Linked DNA regions of Mus musculus: all the other regions are linked to region 2. The links are chromatin loops, found by intact Hi-C in ENCODE. Cell type or tissue: gastrocnemius. All regions are shown on one strand. Region 1 has its middle 18 kb from the start of Nxt1. Region 2 overlaps Cstl1 (cystatin-like 1). Region 3 holds the start of Gzf1 (GDNF-inducible zinc finger protein 1). Region 4 holds the start of Cstdc2 (cystatin domain containing 2).

What was found. A loop is a pair of places that touch in the nucleus more often than their neighbours do. Peaks named below come from ENCODE experiments on the same cell type or tissue, not always from the same donor. Only the 100,000 strongest peaks of a DNase experiment are listed, where the experiment ranks them.
Region 1: a loop joins it to region 2, with 4 times the contacts of the local background. A loop is called at or near these places in 2 of 42 quality-filtered maps.
Region 3: a loop joins it to region 2, with 2.4 times the contacts of the local background. A loop is called at or near these places in 2 of 42 quality-filtered maps.
Region 4: it touches region 2 in a loop (4-fold over the local background); 14 of 42 quality-filtered maps call a loop at or near these places.

The regions. Positions count from the first base shown.
Region 1 is chr2:148,653,692-148,656,191 of GRCm38, reverse strand. No RefSeq gene overlaps it. Among named protein-coding and RNA genes, the nearest start is that of Nxt1, 18 kb to the left of the region's middle. In gastrocnemius, a CTCF peak has its summit at 1,012; a DNase peak (open chromatin) is centred at 1,024.
Region 2 is chr2:148,750,659-148,753,158 of GRCm38, reverse strand. Cstl1 (cystatin-like 1) reads right to left here. Exons shown (of 4, transcript NM_177655.4): 2 at 2,005-2,348. The coding sequence starts at 2,232. Among named protein-coding and RNA genes, the nearest start is that of Cstl1, 1.5 kb to the right of the region's middle. In gastrocnemius, CTCF peaks have their summits at 652 (motif pointing right) and 1,089 (motif pointing left); DNase peaks (open chromatin) are centred at 680 and 1,087; H3K4me3 peaks cover 545 bases; H3K27ac peaks cover 373 bases.
Region 3 is chr2:148,680,626-148,683,125 of GRCm38, reverse strand. Gzf1 (GDNF-inducible zinc finger protein 1) reads right to left here and starts at 2,006. Exons shown (of 6, transcript NM_028986.3): 1 at 1,911-2,006. Gm46771 (a long non-coding RNA gene) reads left to right here and starts at 2,182. Exons shown (of 2, transcript XR_001783505.2): 1 at 2,182-2,301. In gastrocnemius, a CTCF peak has its summit at 1,555; DNase peaks (open chromatin) are centred at 1,344, 1,492 and 2,050; H3K4me3 peaks cover 1,769 bases; H3K27ac peaks cover 2,500 bases.
Region 4 is chr2:148,850,396-148,852,895 of GRCm38, reverse strand. It overlaps Cstdc2 (cystatin domain containing 2), which reads left to right and starts at 1,962. Exons shown (of 3, transcript NM_029960.3): 1 at 1,962-2,225. The coding sequence starts at 2,016. In gastrocnemius, CTCF peaks have their summits at 1,357 (motif pointing right) and 1,557; DNase peaks (open chromatin) are centred at 1,369 and 1,595; H3K4me3 peaks cover 420 bases; H3K27ac peaks cover 488 bases.

The DNA.
Region 1 (2,500 bases), 97 kb after region 2:
GGTCTTTTACCCTACAATTCATCTTCCCTGACTGGTGAGTACTACTCTCCTGGACTCCATGCCTAGTACAAAGCTCCAAGTTGTTCTATTAGTCTTGTATACATTTGGCTGTTGGCAGAGGGCATGGGTATGGTGACTCATTAGTTAAAGGCATCTGCTGTCTAGCCTGATGACCAGGGTTCAATCCCTGGAATCTATATGGTGGAAAGAGAGAACTGACTCTCACATGTTGTTCTCATGCGCTGACGACCCTGTCCTGCCTCAGTCTCTGGACCCCACTAGGTGTACTTCTTACACTTCTGTGGTCATGTCATGTTTTCTGCTGGTGGCTGTGTGTATGTGTAGGATTGGGTGTGGGTTAAGGTTAGGGTTTCTTTGGGGACTGAGTCAGGAGGATGCCTAGCCAACTTGGCTAAATTGATGATGTGCTCCAGATTCAGTGAGAGCCTACACCTCAAAAAACAAGATGAAAAGGCTTGATGAGTCTGCACAGCTGGAGTTACAGGTGCACATCAGAGCATATCTGCATATACACATACAAACACAAGAAATAAAAATAATATAAAGGACCATTAAAGAAAACATCTAATATTGATATATGCCTTTCGCACACTTGCACACCATATGTGCATTCACACCCACATCTGTACATACATACATACATGAACACATATATCATACATGAGCATATACATAAACAAGCTTCAGAATTCATAAAAAGGCATACTGACATTTGTAGGCTAGCCTTCAGCATCAGTTTCTAAAGCAGGAGCAATTTGCATTTCTAACCACCTCCTAGAATTGCTACTCCTGCCATCAAGGATAATACAGTAGGACCACTGTGCTGACTACAGTATAAACACTCACAGTACAGAAATCATACATTATCATCCAATAAAACAATTTTACACTACTTGACTGTTGATTCAGGCTCAAAGGTTGAGCCTCCATTTCCCCTGTTTGGAAGCTGCCTGCAGCTGGCCTACTCTTGGATGCTGAGTTGACATTTAAAGTATCTGCCACACGAGGGTGCTCTCGCCTATTCTAAGCACAATGCTAGGCTAAGATGCTGCACTGAGTTCCTGTTATCTCTTAGAAGGCATCTATTTCTCTCTTAGCTCAAACATTTGACAAACGGAAATTTCTAAGGATACCTCTCTTGTCTGAATGGATGGTGGTACACAGGGCTTTGTTCTTGTGGCTTTATTTTTTAGAATGTAGAAACTCTGGGTTTGTTTATCTGCTGTTTAAAGGCTCCAATCTTGGGTTGTTTCTGTCTCTGAAGTTCTTGCTAACAATGCTTCTTGGTTAGGATTTTAGGTACCTGGCCAGCACTTAAATAAAATAAAAATAATATAAAAGACCATTAAAGAAAACATCTAATATTTATGTATGCCTTGCACACTATATGTGCATTCACACCCACATCTGTACATACAGACATGAACACATATACCATAAAGGAGCATATACATAAACAACTTTGTACTAGACATGGGTCCAGGTGGGTAGTACATAAAAGGCAGAGGGGATGGTAAGGAACCTGCCCTGGAGGACCCCAGGCAGCCATTTCTTGTTAACCATATGCCACTGATTGTGAGCTGCCCAAAGGAGGTACCACTTCCACAGAGGACCCAGGTACTATCCATGAAAAACAAACAAACAAACAAACAAACAAACAAAACCAAAACAGGTTATCATAGAACATTCTAGGTTTTCTCTTCCTACTTCCAGCTATGGAGGGTACTAAGGGGAGCAGAAAGTCCCATCTCTATTGGGAGCCATAAGGATACCCTAAGAAGGTGCGCTAGCTATGCTCCAAGCTAATAAAACTAGCTAAAAATTTCTTGGCAATTTCCCCAATAAGAGTCACTAATGAATGGCTGGAGTTGATAAATCAAATGATTGAAATATACACTCACTTAGAATTTAGAGGTTGCTAATAAAAAAAAAAACCAAAAAACAACAACAACAACAACAAAAACCAGAAAAGCTTGTGGCGATTGCATGCACGTGCTAGTTACACCGGTGTAGCATTGCCCCAATTACCTGACAGAAAACTTACAGGGAAGAGGGATTTGTTTCAGCTCACTGTTTTAGAGATTATTGGATAGAATTTCATAATGGTTGGGATGTGACACACAAGGTTCTCTTCATTGCAGGCAGAAAGTAGAGATGAGCAGGAATACACTAGAACAAGATACTCCCAGCAACACACCCTTCATGGCCTGCTTCCCTTAGCAACAACTTACACTTTAAGATTTCCAGGACCTCCCCAAATTATACAACCATGTGGGAGCCAAGTCCTTAACACACGGGCTTTGGGGGGAATATTTCCTCTATTAGTTAATTCTTGTTGCTGTGACAAAGTGTTTGAGAAAACTAGCCTAAAGAAGGAAAGGTATATTGTGCCTTGAACATCTTGCAACTCCAGTGGAGGGAACATGAGACAGCTGGTTATGAGTCCACAGTCAGGAATCAAAGGGAGTTGAATGCTGGT
Region 2 (2,500 bases):
CTCAGGGGTCCATCTGTCTTCTCTTACTCATGGTCAAACCTAAGGCTGTGAAGACTAAGAAGGGGGAGAGGAGGAAGAGGAGAAGGTGGTGGTGGAAGAGGGACTGGGGAGTCTTTTGTGGAAAAGAAGCCCTACACATGGAGTAAAACACTAAGGAAATATGGTGGCCATTGACCCAGGTCTGGCACCTCAAAAGAAATGTGTAGATTCGAGAGAACTACATATAGTGGAGAGAAGCTCTTGGGAGTCTCCTGCTTCTTGTGCCCAAATGCCAGTGGTCCAACCTAATGAGATAGTAAGTCTGTCTAGGGGAGATGCAGGCAGAAAATTCACCTTGATCCTGGTTGAATGATCCCCATAGAAAAACCTAAGGCCAGGTCCCAAGGCAATTGCTCATGGCTGCACTGCTAACGCAATCTCAGTCCTAGCCTGGAATGCCCTAGAATGCACGTGCTCCTCTGCTGTCATCAAGGTGGCCATTCTACATATGCACGGGGATGTTGTAGAACTGTGCCAACCACTGTCACACTGCCTAGCCATCGGCAGGTTGTATGTAGAGGAAACCTAAAACATGCATGCACATGAAACTTCTTACTCACTATTAGTCTCCATTGTTCACTTAGAATACAGCCATATCAGTAAATATTTGACAAGTGCCACTAGGTGGCAGCATTGTGCTAAATTGTTGCTGTTCTGACTCATTTTGCCTCTGAAGAAGCGGCAGGAAAGATTCTAGATGATGCGTAATCATGATTCCACAGCTGGGAACAGCTGAAAGGTGAAACCAGGCCCACCACTTACCACGCTTGTCTACTACCCCCTCTTTGCAGGATTGAGACGTTCAAAGTCACATCTAGATATTGAGATGTCCAGAAACCTGTGTCCATGATCCTCCCTTTCCAAGTGACAGGTCCAAATTGTCCGCTTATCACTTTAAATAACTTCAAGTTTGCATATAAACATTTAAAAAATATTTTCGACTAGTTAACTGTTAATGGTAGAAGGTTGATTTCACAGGTTATATTAGTATCTCAATTATAGTTTAAGGAAACCGATCAAAGTGAAGACGAAGCAGCGCCACCTTGTGGTTATAGTGCATAATACCAAGGAATCCCCAGGAATGTCTGTGTTGGGATTAAGGAACTTTAGCTATCAAACTTACATTGCCCACCCGGCCCCATGTCTTCCCCTTCTTGCTGTTAACTCCTGTTCCATCTGCTTTCCATTCTCTCTGACTAGTAATCTTCTCTCATAGTGAACGATTTCTTCTCAAAACTGCATAGCTAGGAAGCAGAATTGTTTCTGACTGGTTTGATCTGACCTTGAGGAAACATTGGCTCAATAGTTTTCAAGCAAATGCTTTCCTCTACCGCCTTTCGACTGATAAGATTCACAACAAAGTTGTGTGTAAAACAAAAGAGAAGGCACAATGACACGCACATGTGATCCTAGCACTCACATGGAAGGAGGGAGGACTGTGCCTAAAAACAGGTAGAATTAATCTGGCTGCATTCCCTGACCCCATTGCTCTCACCAAAGACTTGTTGCTCTAAATGTCTCAAACACAAAATTCAATCCTGATTTACAGTCCTGGACACTGAAGAAATAAAAATGCTGTTGGAAGTAAAGGAATCTACAGAGCCTGCTTATGGTTTTTCCAGATAATATCATTAAAAAAAAAAAAAAAAAAAAAAAAAGACATCCCCATGCTGCCCTCTGGTAGGCAGAACAAAATGCAATTTCTCCCATAGAACAATGCAGAGTAGCTACAGGTCAGCTTTTGGCCAAGGAAAAGGTAGTAAGGATTAGTTTCCAGCCTGAGGCCAGACTAGGTCACGACCTGGCTGTGATGACCAAATGAGCTGCTTAACTCAGAGATATCGTGTGCACCCATTGCACATGAAGCTACCTGAGGAGTTTCCAGGACTTGGTTATAGAAAATCCCCATATGTCTCAAGAAGCAGGATGGGGCTTGTGTTGATGTCCGGGCAACAAAGCACAAACCTGCATCTGACCTTGAATTAGCTTCTGAACTTGATACAAGTAGGTGTCGTTGCTTGCGTTGTTGTAAGAGCGGATGAAAAAATGGAGTGTCGAGTTGATGTTTTTCTTGCTCATGGCCTTCTCCTTGAAACCCCCCCACCTCTGGATGTGATTCACCTTAGCCATTACGACCACAGTCACCAGCAACAGCAGCAAGGGGATCCTCAAACCTCTGGCCTTCATCTCCATGGCTTCGGAAGGCACTTAGCTGCAGTGCTGCCAGCTTTCGAGTGCAGCAACAGTTCTCTCCGCCTTCCACAGCAGTCTTGCCGGCATTGGCTTCCTGGGAGACAGCTTCACGGACCCTAAAGCAGAGATCAAGACACTGAGTTCACTCTTCCAAAGTGCTAAGGACACTATCCATGGAAAACTTCCCAAGGGCCAGAGCAGTGCTCCTGCCACTAGCAATGGCCATTCTGTTCTTTAGCAATCCAGGTTAAGAGGTTGTCTCTGCACA
Region 3 (2,500 bases), 70 kb after region 2:
ACCCTAACAAAGAAATGTGCATAGTATTAAAAACAAAATGGATCTTAAAAAAAAAAACACATATAGAACACAGAGTCCAATTACACTTCACTTCTTATCAGTTTCTAAAGTCCCAGAAAGGCTTTCATGAGAAATATTCTCATGAAAACAATACTGGCAAGCCTTCCCCCAGTGCTGAGCACAAATGATAAGTTCACCTTTAGTGAAACTCATTAAGGCAGTAATTTGCTTATCAAGGTTATTTTCTAATCTACTCAAAGACATATTCCAAAGTATAGGAAAATTTACATCTAGTTGGGTTTTTTTGAGCAAGAAATTGTTATTTGATAATCACTTTTACCACTGAAAACAGCACTTCCTAGAAAAATAGCTTAAAACCCATCCTTATTTGCAATGTCCTTAAACACCAGGTAAACTGAGCTGCTCTCCTGAAATAATTCAAGTTCCAGAGCGTTTACAAACTGTGTAACCTTGAGCAAGTGGGAAGCTTCTCTGGACGTTCACTTCTTCCTCTTGAAGACCCAGCCATTCTGAGCCTTTATGGAACACAACATAGCAAACACTTCCAACTTGTCTGACCTTTGCTGGTTCATGGTGGGCTTCCTACACACCTGTAAAGGACATCTCATCTTACGGGTGACAGGCCAGTATGATTAGCTGGCTGATGGGCATCTTGAACCGGAGCCTCATGCCCGTCTTGGTTCAACTATAGTTTGTCAACAACCCCCTCAACTCCAGCTTCACCAAATGAAAGGTTATTCCCCTGCAGTTAACATATCCCCCAAGATTCCTGTCCTGGATTCCAAAATGCTAGCCCAACTTCCTGTCTTCTGCTTTGTGCACTCTTCTCAGAGTCCTCTGTCTCTGAATCTAACTTCCTTTTCCAGGCTTACATGGGTCTCCAAGTCTCCACCCTCCAGAGCATTCCTAGATCTCCTTCACCTGACGCTAGACATCACCTTGGATTCCATATGTCTACCTGGATCTGCCATTGCCTCTCCATTTCATTCAAGAGACCACTACCCAAAATCTCCAGTCTCAAACACAGAAAAGACTCCTAGAGAGTGCAATTGTAAATTTGGCACCTGTGGAATGTCATGTTGACTAAAGGGGACTCTACAGGGAACACTACCTACCTACAGAGGAAGCTTAAATAAAGGAAATACTGGTATGAGAGAGACAAGAGGCAAGTACTCAAGGGCCAATGCTCTTCAGAATCCCCGGCCCCAGCCTGAAGACTAAAGCTGAAGACCCCTCTTGGCCCGATGCCCATACGGCCAGCCTGATTTCCTAACACCTCGCCCTGGTCCCTCAAGGGAAATCGAAGTTCTTCCAGGAGATCTGGCAGCGACTTCACCATCAGCCAAGAAGGCCCTGAGCAGATTTCCCTGTTTACCTCCCCTGGGGGCAGACACCGGTCATAGCGAGCGGCTATTTGAGGTCTAGTGACAGCTGTGTTCCATTGTAACTCATTGGCATTCGGCCGTCTCAGGGTGGGCCTAGCCTCCTCACCAAGGTCGCCTAGTAGTCCCGGGGTCGGGACTCCCAGGCCAGGCCTCCAGGAGACGCTGTTCTCCGCAGCCTGCCCACCCTAGAGGGATCCTGGCTCTCAGGCAGGGAATAAAGGTCGGTGTCGGTGGCCTCTCTGACTGCACCACCTCTGACCCCACCTTGGCTACCCCGAGTCCCGGACCACCGATGATCTTCCAAAGCCGCAGGGAGAATGAACTCTGGCGGCAAGGTCCAGCCCTTCCTCCGGCCTCCAGAGTCCAGCCTGCGTGGTCATTTCGGCCTGTCCCGCCGCACCCCCGTACTCCCCGTCCTGTGCCTACATCCCCCACAGCCCGCCGCTCCAAGGGACAGAAGACAGAGGACAGCCTAGAAGACGAACCAGTCGGCAGCACGCTCACCTCTTAGCCAGTGCCTCCACGGACCCGTACCCTGGCCCAGGCCAGCAGGGACAGCGGACCGCAGGGTCCGCGGATTGGTCGCCACGAGCGCGCCCCGCCCCCTAGTGGGCTCCGCCCCCCGTAGGCTAGGAAGGCGCTGCGCGCGCACCTCCAGCTGCAAAGGCGGTTCCGGCCGTTGGTTACGTGATCTTACGTGAGTTTGAGCAGGGCCCCTAGCTAGCAGATCCCGGATTTACCACCAGCGTCTATCCAAGGCCGCGCCTGCGCAGAACACCGCAGTGGTTGGGGGCAGAGCTATTTGACAAAGTTGGGACAAGCTCCAGCTGCGCAGCTAGGCATTGGTCAGCAGGTTGCTGGAAGCAGGATTTTTCTAGCCTTCCGGGGTGCCTCGGTGGGTCAAGTCTTGGCGTAGGGCACGGCCGGGGTGGGATGGGAAGGCTGGCGCAGCTTTGTATTTCTTGAATCATTCCGCTTTAAATCCCACTCATGATCTTAATTAAAACCTGGTCATTAGAAAATCCTGCCTGACACTTCCAGTTCCCGGTAAATGTTGATCATGCTTCCACCTACTGCTAAAGCTTTACGAAGTC
Region 4 (2,500 bases), 100 kb before region 2:
ATTCTTTCTTATACAAAGAACTTTTTGTCAAAAAGCTATATAAGAAGCCTAAAGCAATAATAAATTTTAAAAAGGCTGGTGCAGACATTTTCTGCTTCACCTAGGGTGTATGTGTTGTCTGTGTAACTTCTTTCCTTTTCTTTCTTTTCTCTCTGATTCAAAAAGAGTTAATGAGCTCCAAGCCTCTCACCTGGCCAGGAGGTTAACTCACCCAAGAAAGGAGCTCTACCAATGCATCCTTTTACTTAATTCCCCCGCAGCTAAACATCATGTGTTAATAGCCAGACATTTGAGCTTATTTAAGTACAAATAATAAGAGAAATAAAAAAATGAAGTTTCCACAGCTCTTATTTAAGCATTAAGAGTTAGGTTTTCCCCAGACACTACTGTGGATGCCAAGAAGTGCTTGCTCACAGGAGCCTGATATAGCTGTCTCCAGAGAGGCTCTGTCAGAGCCTGACAAATACAGAGGTGGATACTCACAGTCATCTATAGGATGGAACACAGGGCCCCCAATGGAGGAGTTAGAGAAAGGACCCAAGGAGCTGAAGGGGTTTGCAGCCCCATAGGAGGAACAACAATATGAACCAAGCAGAGCTCCCCAGAACCCCTAGGGACTAAACCACCATCCAAAGAGAGACCCATGGCTCCAGCCACATATGTAGCAGAGGAGGGCCTTGTGGGGCATCAATGGGAGGAGAGGCCATTGGTCCTGTGAAGGTCGATGCCCCAGTGTAAGGGAATGCCAAGACATGGAAGCAGGAATGGGTAGGTGGGTGGGGGAACACTCTCATAGAAGCAGGGGGAGAGAGAGGATGGGATAGGGTGTTTCAGAGGGGAAACCAGGAAAGGGGATAGCATTTGAAATGTAAATAAAGAAAATATCTAATAAAAATTTTTTCAAAAAAGAGTTAGGTTTTCAGCTTTTATTGAAGCACGGAACAATGATAGTTATTAGTCCATATTTAAGCACAGAACAGTAATAAAGAGTTAAGTTCCCAGTGTTTAATAAAGCACAGAGGGTTAAGGAGAAAAGAAGCCATCAGCTTCTAGCCCCAGTACAGTTAGAGTTACAAGACCATCAGTCTTTTGACTGTTGTCCAACTCTGTGTTCCATCTCAGCTACCACTTCAAAAGGCTGGGGCAGTATCGCAGCAGAGTATGGACATGCTGGGTAGAGTCAGCGCTCACAGTCCCCAAACATTACATGTAGATGCTGATGCAGTCTGAAGGCACACTTTACCATGAAGACAAGGCCTCAGTCTTCTTTTAAAGAGAATGTGGTGTTTCGATGTGCCAGTCCAATTTGCTGCCCGAGCTTTCGTAATTATGGCCACAAGAGGGCATAATTGGCACCTTGGATTCCTGAACTCTAGACACCTCAGTGTTGGTGCCATCTCCTAGAAGCCTACACCAGGATGCTCATTCAGGCTAGGAGAGGATAGGGGAAGTTCCCTATCACATAGGCACAGCGAAACATTCCTTAGGAACAACTCAAGAGGAGACAACTGCCTCTCCTGTGCCACACTGCAGCTCAAGCATAAAGAGAAATCAAGTTGCTCTCATGCTTCCCATTTTAATCTGTCTTTTCCTGAGTCACTGTCTCCCTCTACTGGCACGTCCAGAAATTGCCTTTCACTAACACTGCCAGTTATCAATCTTTCAGCACCTGACCATGGGGCGTTCTCTTCAAGGCTCTTCTATCCAGTGAGTCACAGGTAGTGAGTGTGGTAGGACTCAGATCAGGAGCCCCTCAATCTCTTATCTTACTTGTTCTTTACAAACCACTCTGCCTGGGTGCTCTTTGCTCCATCCGGGACAGGAGGAAAATGAACAGCTTTGACTGAGGGAGGTGGTACCAAGGGGGAAGGAACTCGGAGTGATGATCAAGAGAATCCCCAGAGGGAGGAGTCTGGAGCCCAGGAAATTAATTTAAGGGTTAGACTTAAAGGAACAGGGCTGTAAGGGCAAAGACAGGAGACAGAACCTGCATCATATTGTCGCCAGCGGGGAAGATGGCTCTGCCCTGGACAATATTACTGGCTCTCTCTGGTATCTATGTCCAGGGAGCTCAGGCATGGTGTTCGGAAGAGGATACTCTCGAACTCGATAAACTAGTCAGTGAACCTGACATAGTGAAGTTTGCTTTGAGTGCATTCCACAAAAAGAGCAAGGATGAATATGCCTACAGGGTGATACACATCATGAATTTCTTGAAAGTACAGGTAGGTGATCTTGTCCACTTGCTGTTTTCTGATAAAGCAGGCAGGACACTTTTGTCTTGGCTAGACATTTGCAACCCATGGCTGAGTTACATATAAATCATTTGGCTTCATTGTTTAGAATGCTTTTCTAAGTTACATATTCTTTTGAATTAAGTTTACTCACATAAAAATTACTATGCAATATTATCCTGTTTTATGATAGTACTTACTTAATTAAAGAATACATTTTAGATCAGGCATGGTGGTATACAAATGTAGTTCCAGCATTTTGAAAG